Linked DNA regions of Homo sapiens: all the other regions are linked to region 1. A link is a contact called in ENCODE Hi-C or POLR2A ChIA-PET data. All regions are on one chromosome and are shown on one strand. The core of a region is the stretch at or near the end of the contact, and the rest is flanking DNA. Distances in the headings are between cores, read along the strand shown. Region 1 overlaps STOX2 (storkhead box 2). Region 2 has its middle 62 kb from the start of STOX2. Region 3 overlaps ENPP6 (ectonucleotide pyrophosphatase/phosphodiesterase 6).

Evidence for each region. A loop is a pair of places that touch in the nucleus more often than their neighbours do. ChIA-PET counts read pairs that join two places held with the same protein, here RNA polymerase II (POLR2A). Pooled maps may share reads with other maps.
Region 2: a loop to region 1 is called in a map of IMR-90, with 2.4 times the contacts of the local background. The contact joins two enhancer-like sites. A Hi-C loop is called at or near these places in 3 of 168 maps with a recorded cell type or tissue (IMR-90, Right ventricle myocardium inferior and prostate gland) and 4 of 50 pooled maps. POLR2A ChIA-PET finds 5 or more read pairs at or near these places in 1 of 52 experiments (BJ).
Region 3: a loop to region 1 is called in a pooled map, with 2.1 times the contacts of the local background. The contact joins two enhancer-like sites. A Hi-C loop is called at or near these places in 1 of 37 single-sample maps with no recorded cell type and 2 of 50 pooled maps. POLR2A ChIA-PET finds 5 or more read pairs at or near these places in 3 of 52 experiments (IMR-90, OCI-LY7 and Panc1).

The regions. Positions count from the first base shown.
Region 1 is chr4:184,015,296-184,019,493 of GRCh38, forward strand. STOX2 (storkhead box 2) reads left to right here. Exons shown (of 4, transcript NM_020225.3): 4 at 1,794-4,198. The coding sequence ends at 1,989. Among named protein-coding and RNA genes, the nearest start is that of STOX2, 110 kb to the left of the region's middle. RefSeq lists an enhancer at 1,893-2,392. Within about 2 kb of position 2,001, at least 4 of the 41 ENCODE cell types and tissues checked have a DNase peak (open chromatin) inside an H3K27ac peak, as active enhancers do.
Region 2 is chr4:183,841,332-183,845,529 of GRCh38, forward strand. It overlaps a transcript of STOX2 not described here. Among named protein-coding and RNA genes, the nearest start is that of STOX2, 62 kb to the right of the region's middle. Within about 2 kb of position 2,225, at least 3 of the 41 ENCODE cell types and tissues checked have a DNase peak (open chromatin) inside an H3K27ac peak, as active enhancers do.
Region 3 is chr4:184,166,666-184,170,863 of GRCh38, forward strand. The region is part of intron 1 of ENPP6 (ectonucleotide pyrophosphatase/phosphodiesterase 6); the gene reads right to left. Among named protein-coding and RNA genes, the nearest start is that of ENPP6, 49 kb to the right of the region's middle. RefSeq lists enhancers at 747-1,518, 1,979-2,028, 2,169-2,218, 4,079-4,198. Within about 2 kb of position 1,891, at least 2 of the 41 ENCODE cell types and tissues checked have a DNase peak (open chromatin) inside an H3K27ac peak, as active enhancers do.

The DNA of each region.
Region 1 (4,198 bases), core at 751-3,250:
TGGTAGCTCTGGCAAAGCCACTGGTGAGTTTTCCTGGGGGAGACGTCATGTAGGCAAGTCTCACACTTTCCCTTTTAGTGATGACATTTTGGAGTGTCTTTTAGGTATGCTCAGATTTACCATAAGCATAATGAAAAACTTGACTTCTCCCTATAAATGGATTACCTTTCTGGAGGTACCCTCGACATTCAAGAAAGTCCGAGGGTTTGTTTGTTTGTTTGTTTGTTTTTTTGGTTGTCAGTGAACAAACTGCCTTTTAAACAATTAACTCTTGGCTTCTTGGTGAGAAGCAAACTCAAAGCCACAAGGAGTTAGGCTTAAATAACCTGTTGGAAAGGGCTGTCAGAGTACAGGATTCAAAGATGCTATCAGCCGAGGATGGGAATGAAAGAGAGGAGAGGATGTCTTCGCTGTAGTAGTTTGACTTGTTAACTAGCTCTAGCAGGCTTAAGTCAGTTGTGGGGACCAACTCTCAGAGACTATTTCCTAAATGTTGACTCTGCCTCATGCAGTGGATGTTTTGAGAATGCTTCTGGCTTCCTCAATCTCTGTAGCTGATACATTTCTTGTAGCCACATTGAGGCCCTGGCACAGGAAAGCTACTCAGTTCTTCTCAATCTGGCCCAGTCATCTTATTTCTGCCATTGCCCTATACATTTGAAATCTTAAATGTTCTAAATATCTTAAAGCAATGAAATAGATTCAAGTGTTTCTAACTTAGAAAAAGTAAAAGAGAGAGCAAAATAATACAGCTTTTAAATCACCTGTATTCTATACGAATTATTTTAAAAAGAAAATACTTCACGTATAATCCCAGCATTTTGGGAGGCCAAGGCGGGCGGATTGCTTGCACTCAGGAGTTCGAGACCAGCCTGGGCAGCATGGGGAAACCCAGTCTCTACTAAAAACACGAAAATTAGCCGGGTGTGGTGGCACATGTCTGTGGTCCCAGCTACTCGGGAGACTGAGGTAGGAGGATTGCTTCAGCCTGGGAGGCAGAGGTTGCAGTGAGCTGAGATCACACCACTGCACTCCAGCCTGGGGGACAGAGCAAGACCTTGACTCCAAAAACAAAACAAAACAAAACAAAAACAAAAACAAAAAATCCAAACAAAAACAATCCTGCCGAAGTGGGGCAGAAATGAGTGGAAACTTAACAAATGAATGGGAAAAAAAAATCGAAGTTCCTTTATCGAAAATATAATGTATTTTAACTAAAGTGTTAAATTTTGAAACAGTGGAATAAAACGTTTAAAGTGAATTTTATTCCCATCTTTGCGGCAAATGCCCAGGGTCCCCCAAAAAAGGGCATGCTCAAGTCCCCCACAGTCGAAATCTGCTAATCCAGAATGAAAATGGAATCATTAGGATAAAATTATCGAGTGTGTTCAGGAGCGGCTATGCCAGTGAATTTCCAGCCTGAAATGAAATCATGACTTAGGTGTATTTATGAGTATCTGTTTTAAAAACCACTGTGATAGCTAGCTATCACCTCAAATTTTGAAGTCGTTTCGTTGAGTGTGAAAAAAAGGAGAAGACATTTCAAAGTGCATTTAGCTATTTAAAAACCCTTTATTCACTGAGTGTGCTGCTGATTATTACATGTCTGTGGAAGCTTCTGGAGCCAGTGGTGGAGAGGCAGATGTGAATAATCAGTCGAGATGTATATTGATATGACATTATGAACCAACAGAGGAAATCCATTAACGACATCATTTGCTCTTCCTCTGGGGCTCAATTTATAATTATTTATGTTCCAAACAAAACAAAACAAACCCTTTTTGCTCTTTTAGTACTCGGGAGAGCCTGGCTTCCAACACATCAAGCATTGTTGAAAGTAACCGTCGTCAGAACCCCGCTTTGAGCCCGGCCCATGGTGGAGCTGGTCCAGCCTTCAACTTCCGAGCGAGCGCGGAGCCCCCGACAAATGAAGCTGAGAAGCTACAGAAACCTTCCAACTGCTTGCAAGCTTCTGTTACTAGCGTGTGATTGTCCTTCTGCCTCAGATCTTCTGTCTCATTCGATACAGCAAAGTTTACGACACTGGGACTGATGTTTACATCTTTGGAAAGACAAGCATCTCAACCACAGTTTTTGTGTTTACTTAAACTGTGCTGCTAAGTAGGGCTAGGGCAAAAAAACAAAAAATCTTTATTTCAGAGTATTGCTTTTCACATTTATGGCTCTGTAGCAACTGAGTAACAGTAGGGGTGATATGTATACTTTTGCTTCACTAATTGTATCTGAGCACACATAGGAAAGTCTAGACACTGTAAGTGTAATACGCATTTTCAATGTCATGCAGTTGCCAATTCCATTTTAAAATGCCACAGATGCGTGTTGCTCCCAGTCTGTGGTTAAACGGTGCCACAGAACTGATCCTTGACACTTCCAAAAAAAAAAAAACAAAACAAAACAAAAAAAATTTAAAAAAAAAAAACAAAAAACAAAACTAAGCTACCACGAAATGTCAAATGCAAGGGTCCACCTTGAGGGAAATAGATGCCAAACTAACTAGAAGGGACCCCGGCCCTTTGTGTGTGAATTGTTTATGCACCAGTCATTTTTCACTGTGAGTTTTCGTGACACTATTTTGCAGGAGCCCATGGAAGTGTGTGAGAAGGGGTCGCAATGGAGATCACTGGGAGTGAATGTTTTCAGGGTTTTGTTTTGAAGTGTCACAGATGCTTGTCTGATTTTTTTAACCTTCCGTGATCACAAACAGGAATATAGGCCTTTGAATCTGAAGTGGACAAAGGAAAGCAATTTCCAGTCTGGCTGGGGCACAGCATTAGGTGATTGAAAAGGTGATGTGGACTTGTAAAAGGTGTTACTCAAATATTGAAGGAAGAGAATTTCCTCCTTGTGATACTTAGGATGACCCTATCTTACTCTAATAGATACAATAATTAGTTTGTTTAAAAGCAAAATGTTCTTTGTGATACAAATGAAGAGTAGGGCCTGAGGATGTTATTCTTTCTAATGGAAGGACATAAATCTATTTTATGTAGTTTTAAATAGAATGCCTAAATTAGGCTGTGGGAGATAATTTTTAGTGGTTGTAGGAAAGAGCAAATTTAGGGAGTGTTGAACTTCAGGCCTTTTATTCCTGGGAAGATATGTATAGAGAAAACTTTTAAAATAATTTTTGATTAGAAATATACATGTGCCCATGTAATAAACAACAGAATGTGCTCATTCTGCTAGTGCGGTATAATCCGAATTTGTACTCCCCTAAAATTTATCAGAATAACAATTATGCATACATGAACTATGCCAGAGTAATGTTTACAGATACTTTGTAACCAATTTCAGGAGGCGTTTTTAGCTGGATGTGTAGTTAATTAGACCAACTTATTTCCAAATGGTTTGTTAACATTTTGCTTTGGTTTACAATGTCATGTTGAACACAAAGAAGACCCAGCAGCAAAGGGATGACCAATAATTTCATCTTATAGCAAGGAGACATTCCAACGTTCCCATGTTTTATTTTCTGAGAACAGTGGGACAGATCTGTAGTAATGGAATATTATTTGCAAAAGGGTTACATATGACACAAGTAAGTGTTCTGACATAAAGTTTTATTTAGTTCAGTGGCATGTGCTGTTGGGAGCCATACACCATAAAATATATATATCCCAAAATAAATCTAGAATATTTTCACCTCCAATTTCAGTAATTGGCATATGATTTGTGAGACGCATCTGTTTTTGTATGAGGTTTAATCACTAGCAATCTGTTTAAAGAATCCAGTCCTATACACAGTTGGACTCATTCTTGAAACCTTTAAATGCTCCCTCATAGTTTTTCAGTTATTTGGAAGTTGCATTGGGTCAAACTGAACTCCTTGAGTTTGGTGTAAATTCCTTTTTTCTGCTTATTATAGTGAAACTTCAGCATGTTTCTTAGTAAACTCCCATACCATTGAAATGCTTAAGCCAGTTGGCTTTCAGTCTCATGCCTTATTTCCTCCAAGGCATGCCTCAACGCATTGTTTGTCTCATTGCTTAAATATGTCCAGAAGGAATGATCATGTATCTAATAGACTACATAGTTGGTTCCCTTGGGGAGTTATATATCATACAGTTACTAAATATTTGTCTAAATTCATTTTTTCCAAAAACCTGCTCTCAAATTTTTCTTCTACTCTCAGTTCATAAATAATATAACCATTGAAACAACACATCAGCCTCTAGCT
Region 2 (4,198 bases), core at 975-3,474, 170 kb before region 1:
GGCTAGTACTGTAGGTGCATGCCACCATACCAGGCTAATTATTATTACTATTTTTTATTTTTAGAGAGACAGGAACTTGCACTGTTACCCAGGCTGGTCTTATATTCCTGACCTCAAAAGATGCTCCCTCCTCGGCCTCCCAAAGTTCTGGGATTACAGGCTTGAGCCACTGTGCCACGCCGTAGTATTATGAAATCATCAGAACCCTTGGTAGCGTGCGATTTCTTCCTCCATCTCTTGTGCTCAGCCTGCTTCTTATTTTAAAATGAGGTTCATTTGTAAGTTGCCTTGCTCACTATTTTTGAACATTTAAAACAACTTTTTAGAATAGGTAAGAAGTTGAGAAAATAGAGACAGAAAAAAATACACAGCTTATTAAGGCATTCCAAAATACATGCCAGATGATTATACAGAGCAACTCTTATTTTAGGAATTTCTTATTGGATGAATGATGAAATCAAATACTAAGTTGGCTTTGCATAATCAAGATATTGGAAAATAGTGGGTAAGGTAAATGCTTATGGTGGGAATTTAATTTTCCCATAGAGTCATACAATTTGAAAGAGTCATTTATATGGGAAAAAAAAACTTGACTGTGGAATTATTAATACCAGCCTTACTTTCAGCAAGGGCTGTGTCCTTGCCAGTGTGTGGCTTAAGTAATGAATTTCCTCATATAATCCCTGTAAGAAAAGTTAGATGGATAATGAAGCCACTTGATCCTTTCATGCTCATTGCCACATATATTCATTAAAATATCACACAGGTAATTCCTCATTTCCCTAGTAGCTCTTACCACCTTTCCAGATTTGAGTGTTGAAGAGACCAGTCTTCTTACTGGCTGCCCCAGGCATTCAGCAAAACTCAGTCTTTGTAGGAATGTCTTAGATCTGCTTTTTTAGATGGAACCTAGTCTATATCAGTTTACTAGTTCCATACGACGTGGCTAAACTCATTTTTCAGATGCTTTGAATGGAGTATAGAAGACTATTGCTTTACTAAAAAAGCAAACATGAAAACTTCAAGCCTCACAGTCAGCTCCTATCAATTTCCCTTTAATTACCTCCTCAAGTACCTGTTAATGGCTCATTAGTTATAAAAATAAATTATAGGTACTCTGCCACCCTGTTTGTAGTTTCTTTAGTTTTTGATTTCGCTAACCCCAGGAAAATGGATGTGTGGCAATAATACAGGAATGTGAATCAAATTGCTCTGTAATTTTATATATTTAATAAAGTATACAGCAGGGCCGTGTGCACATGGGGTTAAGCTGTGGTGGAGGAAAGTGCTCTGTGAGAAAACTGAAGTCCTCATACACCATGTTGGCTGCCTATGTTTCATTTCACGACATAGTGCTCAGCAAATAGGGCTGATTGGTTTTCAGTCCGGTTTTGTGTGGTTTTAGGTTCATAATGGTTCCTTTTCATATATGGCCTTTGAAACTTGCTTGACACTGCAGTCATCTCTCATAGATAAAATAGGTCACAGTGAGTTTTAAATTCTTTTTTTTTTTTTTTGAAATAAAAATGTTATTCAGGCCGGGTGTGGTGGCTCACGCCTGTGATCCCAGCACTTTGGGAGGCCAAGGCGGGTGGATCACAAGGTCAGGAGTTCAAGACCAGCCTAGCCAAGATGGCGAAACCCCATCTCTACTAAAAAATACAAAAATCAGCCAAGCATGGTGGCAGGTGCCTGTAATCCCAGCTACTCGGGAGACTGAGGCAGAGAATTGCTTGAACCCAGGAGGCAGAGGTTGCAGCGAGCCAAGATCGCGCCACCGTACTCCACCCTGAGAGACAGAGCGAGACTCCATCTCAAAAAAAAAAAAAAAAGAAAAAGAAAAAGAAAAAGAAAAATGTTTTTAAAATAAAATTGCAGGTGGTATCCCAATCTGCAAGGATAAAAGCAGAATGACTCTTTTTGGGAGGAGGGAGAAGAATCTCAGAACCTTGGCCACACAGTTCACACAGAGACGTCACCCTGACCCGTAGGACTCCGCAGAACTCAGTGTGAAAAACACCAAAATAGAAGATGAAATCATTTTTATGCTTAAGTACTAAATATTTCCACTCAATTTTTAGACTTGTTCAGCCACAAATGTAGACAGAAACATTGTGTACCTTCCTGGGCACTGAACTTTAGATCAGGAGTTGGCAAACTTTTTCCACAGAGGGCTAGATAGTGTATGCTTTCGACTGTGGGGCCATATGGTCTCTGTCACCACTACTCAGCTCTGCTGCCGTGGCACAAAAGCAGCCAGGGACATTATGGAAATCGCATGAGCGTGGCTGTGTTCCAGTAAAGCTCTGTGCATGCCAAAATTTGGATTCCATATAATTTTCACATATGATGAAATATTGTTTTGATTTTTTCTGATTTTAGCAAAAAGATACTCTCGGCTCTTTTTCTTCTTTGAGTTTTAGTTATTATAAAGGTAATACCATGAAAGAACATTTCAAAAGGATGAGAAACTCATCTTTAATTCCATAATCCATGTTCTTTTCTTCATACGTCACTGTATCTTATAATAATTGTAATTATAGTTGACCCACAGTTCTGTACTTTTGCTTTTACTTACTTAATTTTTTATACGTAAATCATAGTTTATGTAGTGTAGGTGTAAAATTCTGAAAATAAATTATGTTTACTTTTCTTTAATGTTACTTATTTAATTGCATCTACTCCCAGTGTTCTTCTACCCAATCCGAATTTCTAATCTTTTTAAAAGCAATCTAATAATTGTTTCTTAAAAAAACAAAATTATTATTCAATTTGGTGAATTTGTATTTGTTGGTATTCTGGAATATAAATCTCTGAAAAAGGGACACCCCATTGCAAGTAGATATGAGGATGGCAGTCATTTTCTTCCTCCAACCCTTAACACTGTCTTGGAGAGTTCCCATGTTCCGGTTGAATATTTTGGTACTGAAAAATGTCTTCAGGAAAGCAACAATTGTTTTCCTAGAAAAAAAACCTGAGAACTCATTTCTCTCTTTAGGTTGCCTGACATTTGTAGCTGAGTGAAACCATGGTGAGCATTGATTTATTTTACTATAAAATTATCAGTTTTACTCACTCAAACAATCCTTTTATATTAAAAATATTTTAAAAATAAAAGCAGGGTATTGTTTTGCTTTACTAAATGGAGTCACCTCTTTTTCTCTTACTTTTGACAATTTGGTTGTCAAATTGTGTGAATTGTGAAAAAATAGCCCTGAGTACAGAGAATTTTTACCTCAGGGATATCAAAAAAGTCATGTTAGTAATAAAATAAGCCATTGATTGTGTTAAAACTCAAGGTGGGTCATTTAATTGCAGTTATTAAAAAGTTCTTTCATTATTTACCTCTGGGAGAGACTGTAGGTAGGACTGTAAGATTATTAATGAAAATGCGTGTAGATTGGTTTAAATGATTCAGCTTCATCTCACCAAGGAGTTAGCATGTTCATTCATTTTACAAAAGTGTATTGAGCACCTCGCCTACTATGTCTTGAGTAATTTGTTAGACATACAAAGTTGACTAAAACATGGACTCTGACCCCAAGGCTAAAATGTTATTTCACATGTGCACAGTGCTTTACAGATTACAAATGACATCATTACATCCTCATAAGAATCTCATGAAGCAGATGTTGGTTCCATTTCATTCATGATGAAACTAAAACATAGAAAACATAATAGTCTCCCCAAGGCTGCCTGTAGCACAGTTCCTTAGATTCCCAATCAGGTGACCTTTCCAAACTGTAGAGATGGCTCTATAATAGTTTAAAAAGGAGAGATAAGAAATGTCCACCATAGGTAAATACAAAATAGACAGTAATACGTACAATCACAGAAGTTCAGCTAAAGTGGTACAGGAGTCCAGAAGACGGAGAGATGGCTTCTGGGTAGGGGATGGATAAAGGGCATAAGGACTAGGGATAGGGATGGATGGACTGTGCACTTTCAGGGCAGGGGAAGATCATTCCATCCAGAGCCGGAAAAGCTTCAGAAAAGCTTAAGCCAGGTGGGATATGGCATGGGAAGAATGGAAATAGGAACAGTCAGTGGTTCAATTTACCTTGAAGATAGAATATATCACATGGAATTATTAGAGATGAGGACAAAAAGATGGAAAAGAAACACATCTTCCAGGTCTTTGATGCCAGGCCATAAAGCTTGAATTTTTTTTTGCTGGAAGTGGAGAGCCATCTGAGGC
Region 3 (4,198 bases), core at 641-3,140, 150 kb after region 1:
GCACACTCCCATTTTATTGAGTTCTTACAGAGGCTTCTCAAAAGATGGTAGATGATATTTGGAGGGAGGAGCTTCTTACTTGGGGCATGTCTACCTCCATACAGGAAAGTCAGCCAACATCTCCATCCTGAAGCACCTCCGTCTTCTGGCTCGTGATAAAGCTTCCTTTTCCCACCCACTGTGCTCCCTCCTCTCCCCAGTGACCAGGTTGGCTGCGTTCCTCACACTAGTAGGTGGCTACTTTGGCAAAAACCAGGCTCCGCCTGCAGGTGGTGGGAGTACCCCTTTTATGTCTCTTTCCGTGTCTTGACCCAGGACAGAAATTCTCCTCATGCCATGGGCAGAGACACTGCACTCATCCCGCAGCTGCCCCACCTGTGCCTGGGGCAGGGGTTGGGAGGTAAGGATAGGAAATTTAACTCAGTAAAAAAAAGCACATTTAGGATAGCTTTTCTTTCTTTATTTTTTGAGACAGAGTCTCACTCTGGTGCCCAGGCTGGAGTGCAGTGGTGCGATCTCGGCTCACTGCAACCTCCTTCTCCTGGGTTCAAGCTATTCTCCTGCCTCAGTCTCCCGAGTAGTTGAGATTACAGGCATCCACCACCATGCCCGGCTAATTTTTGTAGTTTTAGTAGAGACAGCTTTCACCATGTTGGCCAGGCTGGTCTCAAACTACTGACTTCAGGTGATCCGCCCCCCTTGGCCTCCCAAAGTGGGATCAAGCTTTTCAACTGGAGTAGAACTTAGAATGGCCAATGAGTGATGATTTCAAACAGAAGAGACTAGTTACCAGAATATTAGTGGATCAACTTTTAATGCCGGGAATTGATAGAGAATGATGGAACCCAGCTCTTAAGGAGTGTGAACTAATCAGGGACGTTACCAGCTCAATCAAGTACGAACCCATCAGTCAACCATCCCCCGCCCGCTTTTTTGGGGGGAAAGAAACAAGTGGAAGCAAGCTCATTTTTGCTAGCTTGGTTAGTTTTGTTTGTCATTGCTAGAATATGTGACGTAGGTATGATGCTGGCCTGCCCAAGTTCACGGCCTCGGGCCAGGTGCGCCCATAGAGAAGTGAGAGCAGCCTCTCAAGTCTCAGGAGTTAACTTCACAGCAGCCGCAGCTGGTTTGTCCTGATCAATGATCACCGGTGATCTGCATATCAACAGATGGTGCTGGGAGCAGACACTGGGTCTCATTCAGTGATTCACGTCTATAATCCTCCTTGGGTGCTCTTTGCATAAAAGCTGTTGACAGATAATCTGCTTTAGGGATCAAAGAGCAACTCAAGGGGGCTGCATCCTTCTGATAGTTTCCCAGTCCAAGCGGTAGACTCCACGGGAATAGGGGAGATTTTTGAGTTAAAAACAGAAGGAACAGGTAGGATGAGAACTGGCAGGAACTGAGGACCTGTGAAAACCATGTGGCCTAAGTGGAAGGAATTTTGGAGCCCAGCAAACCAGAGTTCAAATCCCATCCCAGCCACCTCACACGACTCATTCCACTTTATTGATCCTCAGTTTCCTCCTCTGAAAAATGGAGATAATCATACCTTTTTTCAGAGTTAAGTGGTTTCAGGTAGGGAAAGCTTTGGCACGATGTCTTCCGCACGATGTCTGGCGCGGAAAAGGCCAATCCTATCAAATGGGCCTTTTAAAAGGCCACTTTTAAAAATGGCACTTTGAAAAATCCTCTTCTAGGGAGGGATGGGGCCGGACAGTCCATTTCTTACTTGATATCTACAGACCATTTGCAGAGGAAAAGTCTCAAATCCCCTTGACGAAAAGAAAAGCAGCACCACGTTGCATCTGCCTTGCACAGGAAGCTGGAAGCTTTGCACGGGGGTGAAAGTTACAGGCAGACACTGCCCGCGGGGCTCCGGACAGCAAGGAGCGAGCCCTCTGAGCCTGGCCACGCTGGCCCGCCACTGCCCTCTGCTGGCGGCTGCGGTCTTCACCACCGCCCGCAGCCGTCCCCGTAGTCCGCCGAGAGGCGCCAGGCTGGGCCAGCCTTGAATTCTGGGTTTGCTTCTCCCGGTTTGAAGGCCACCCCCAGGATTCGCAGGAATCTGACAGCTGCTTGTGACTGTGCTGAAGATGCCGAGAATGTAGGCAGAGCCCGGGCAGGGCCGGCGGGCAGGCGGCCACGCGCTGCAGCAAACGCGAGCCTCGGGGCCTTGAACCTGGAGCCGGGGCCTTGCCTGGGCTGTCCTGGCTGGGAGTCTCGTGCTGTGCCCCCCGCTTCCTCATTCCCCCACCCCACCCTCCTAACCCTTGTTGTGTTTCATTTTCCCTTTTAGGATATGTGCTTCTTATTTGGGATTTTATTATTCTTGACCCCAGCCCTTTCTTTCCCTCCTTCTCTTAGTTCCTCTTTTGGTTGAGTTTATGATTTTTTTAAACCACAATTTGTAATGGTCACTGCAGTGGACGTTTAACTTTGAACACCCCTTTGTTCCTCCAAAGGCGAAATTCCTCCTGCGCCCTGCATGGCCCATTCAGGAGCGTCTGTGACCCAACCTCTCTGGCTCTGGGGAGAGGGCAAAGTGTGGCATCCAGCCCTAGCCAGGCCAGCGAGGAGCCGCATTCCTGCCACAGTGACCGTGGCTCCAGGATCCAGGCTGGGCGGGAGGATTCTTCATGCTGGAGGAATCCATTCCTCTCGGTGGCCGAGCTGGGAAGAAATGTCCCCATGTGAAGACATGGCCCCAGGAAGAGACGCTGGGGCTACAGCCAGGGCCGCGGGGAGGGCAGCAGGGGAGGGTGAGTTCTGCTCTCCTGGCTCCTGCCTCACCCCTGCTTCTTTTTGCAGGAGCCAGCAGCCCTCTCTCTGCCTGGAGCAGCAGGCCTGGGATTTCTGTCACTTGCTTCCTTTGCCTGTCCCTGGCTCCTCTCTCTGCCGTCATCACGTTTCTGGCCACCTTGCCCTCCTCCTCTGAGCTCACAGCTCCTGGGCAGGGTCCTGGCTGTGGAGGGCACCAGTTGAGAGCCACTATAGATGAAGGCTCTAGGCCGCAGTTGAGGCTTCTGAGTACTGGGCCTTAGCTGCCTGACTTTGCCCCTTTCTCCAAGGCCAATCACCGGTGGCAAATCTCACAAGCGACTTTGTGTTAAAAGTGATGACTACCTACGTTTACCTCTCACGAAGAGCTTACATTTAGTTTAAAAATTATCTATGATGAAAATATTCGAATGCACAAAACAGTGTGATAACACGGGACAGTGCTCCGCCCTGGTTTCCTGTGTCTTCCTCCCCACACTGGAATATTTTTAAAGCAAATACCAGACATCCCATCTGAAGTCATAAATACTTCTGTGCCTGTCTCTAGTACTGAGGTACTTTTAAAAAAACATACTCTTGTTATCACACCCAACAAAATGAATATAACTATTTAATATCATTCAATACCCAGTCCATATTGAGTTTTCCATAATTATCTTTAAAATGCCTCTGTGAAATTCGTTTATTTGAATCAGCATTCAGGCCGGGAAAGGTGGCTCACGCCTGTAATCCCAGCACTTTGGGAGGCCAAGGCTGGCAGATCTCTGGAGCCCAGGAGTTTGAGACCATACTGGGCAACATGGTGAAACCCTGTCTCTACAAGAAATACAAAAATTAGCTGTGTGTGGTGGTGTGCACCTGTAGTACTAGCTGCTCAGGAGGCTGAGGCAGGAGAATCACTTGAGCCAGGGAGTTGAAGGTTGTGGTGAGCCGAGATTGCACCACTGCACTCCAGCCTGAGTGACAGAGTGAGACTCTGTCTCAAAAAAGAAAAGAAGGAAAAAAAAAAAAAGAATCAGCATTCAAACAAAACCCATGCATTTTATTTATGTTTCTTGAGTGTCTTTTAACTGATAATGGTTCGCCTCCATTTTATTAATTCTTGTCTATTTATTTATGGAGGGAACTGGGTCATCTGTCTGAAAACATCCCATATTCTGGATTAGGCTGATTGTATCCTCGTGGTGCCATTAGCATGTTCCTTAGTCTCCTGTATTTCTTGCAGACTCCTAGTTTGATCTACAGGTCTTAGATTCAGGTTCCATGTGTCTTAGGCAAGAATCCACTGCACGTGGTGCCATGTACTTGCTCTCGCGTCACGCCATGTGGCTCGTGGTGTCTGTTAAAGTGGATTGGTGGGTTTAGATGGTGTCAGCCTAATCTATCCACTGTCAAGGTTCCTATCAACCTGCATGTA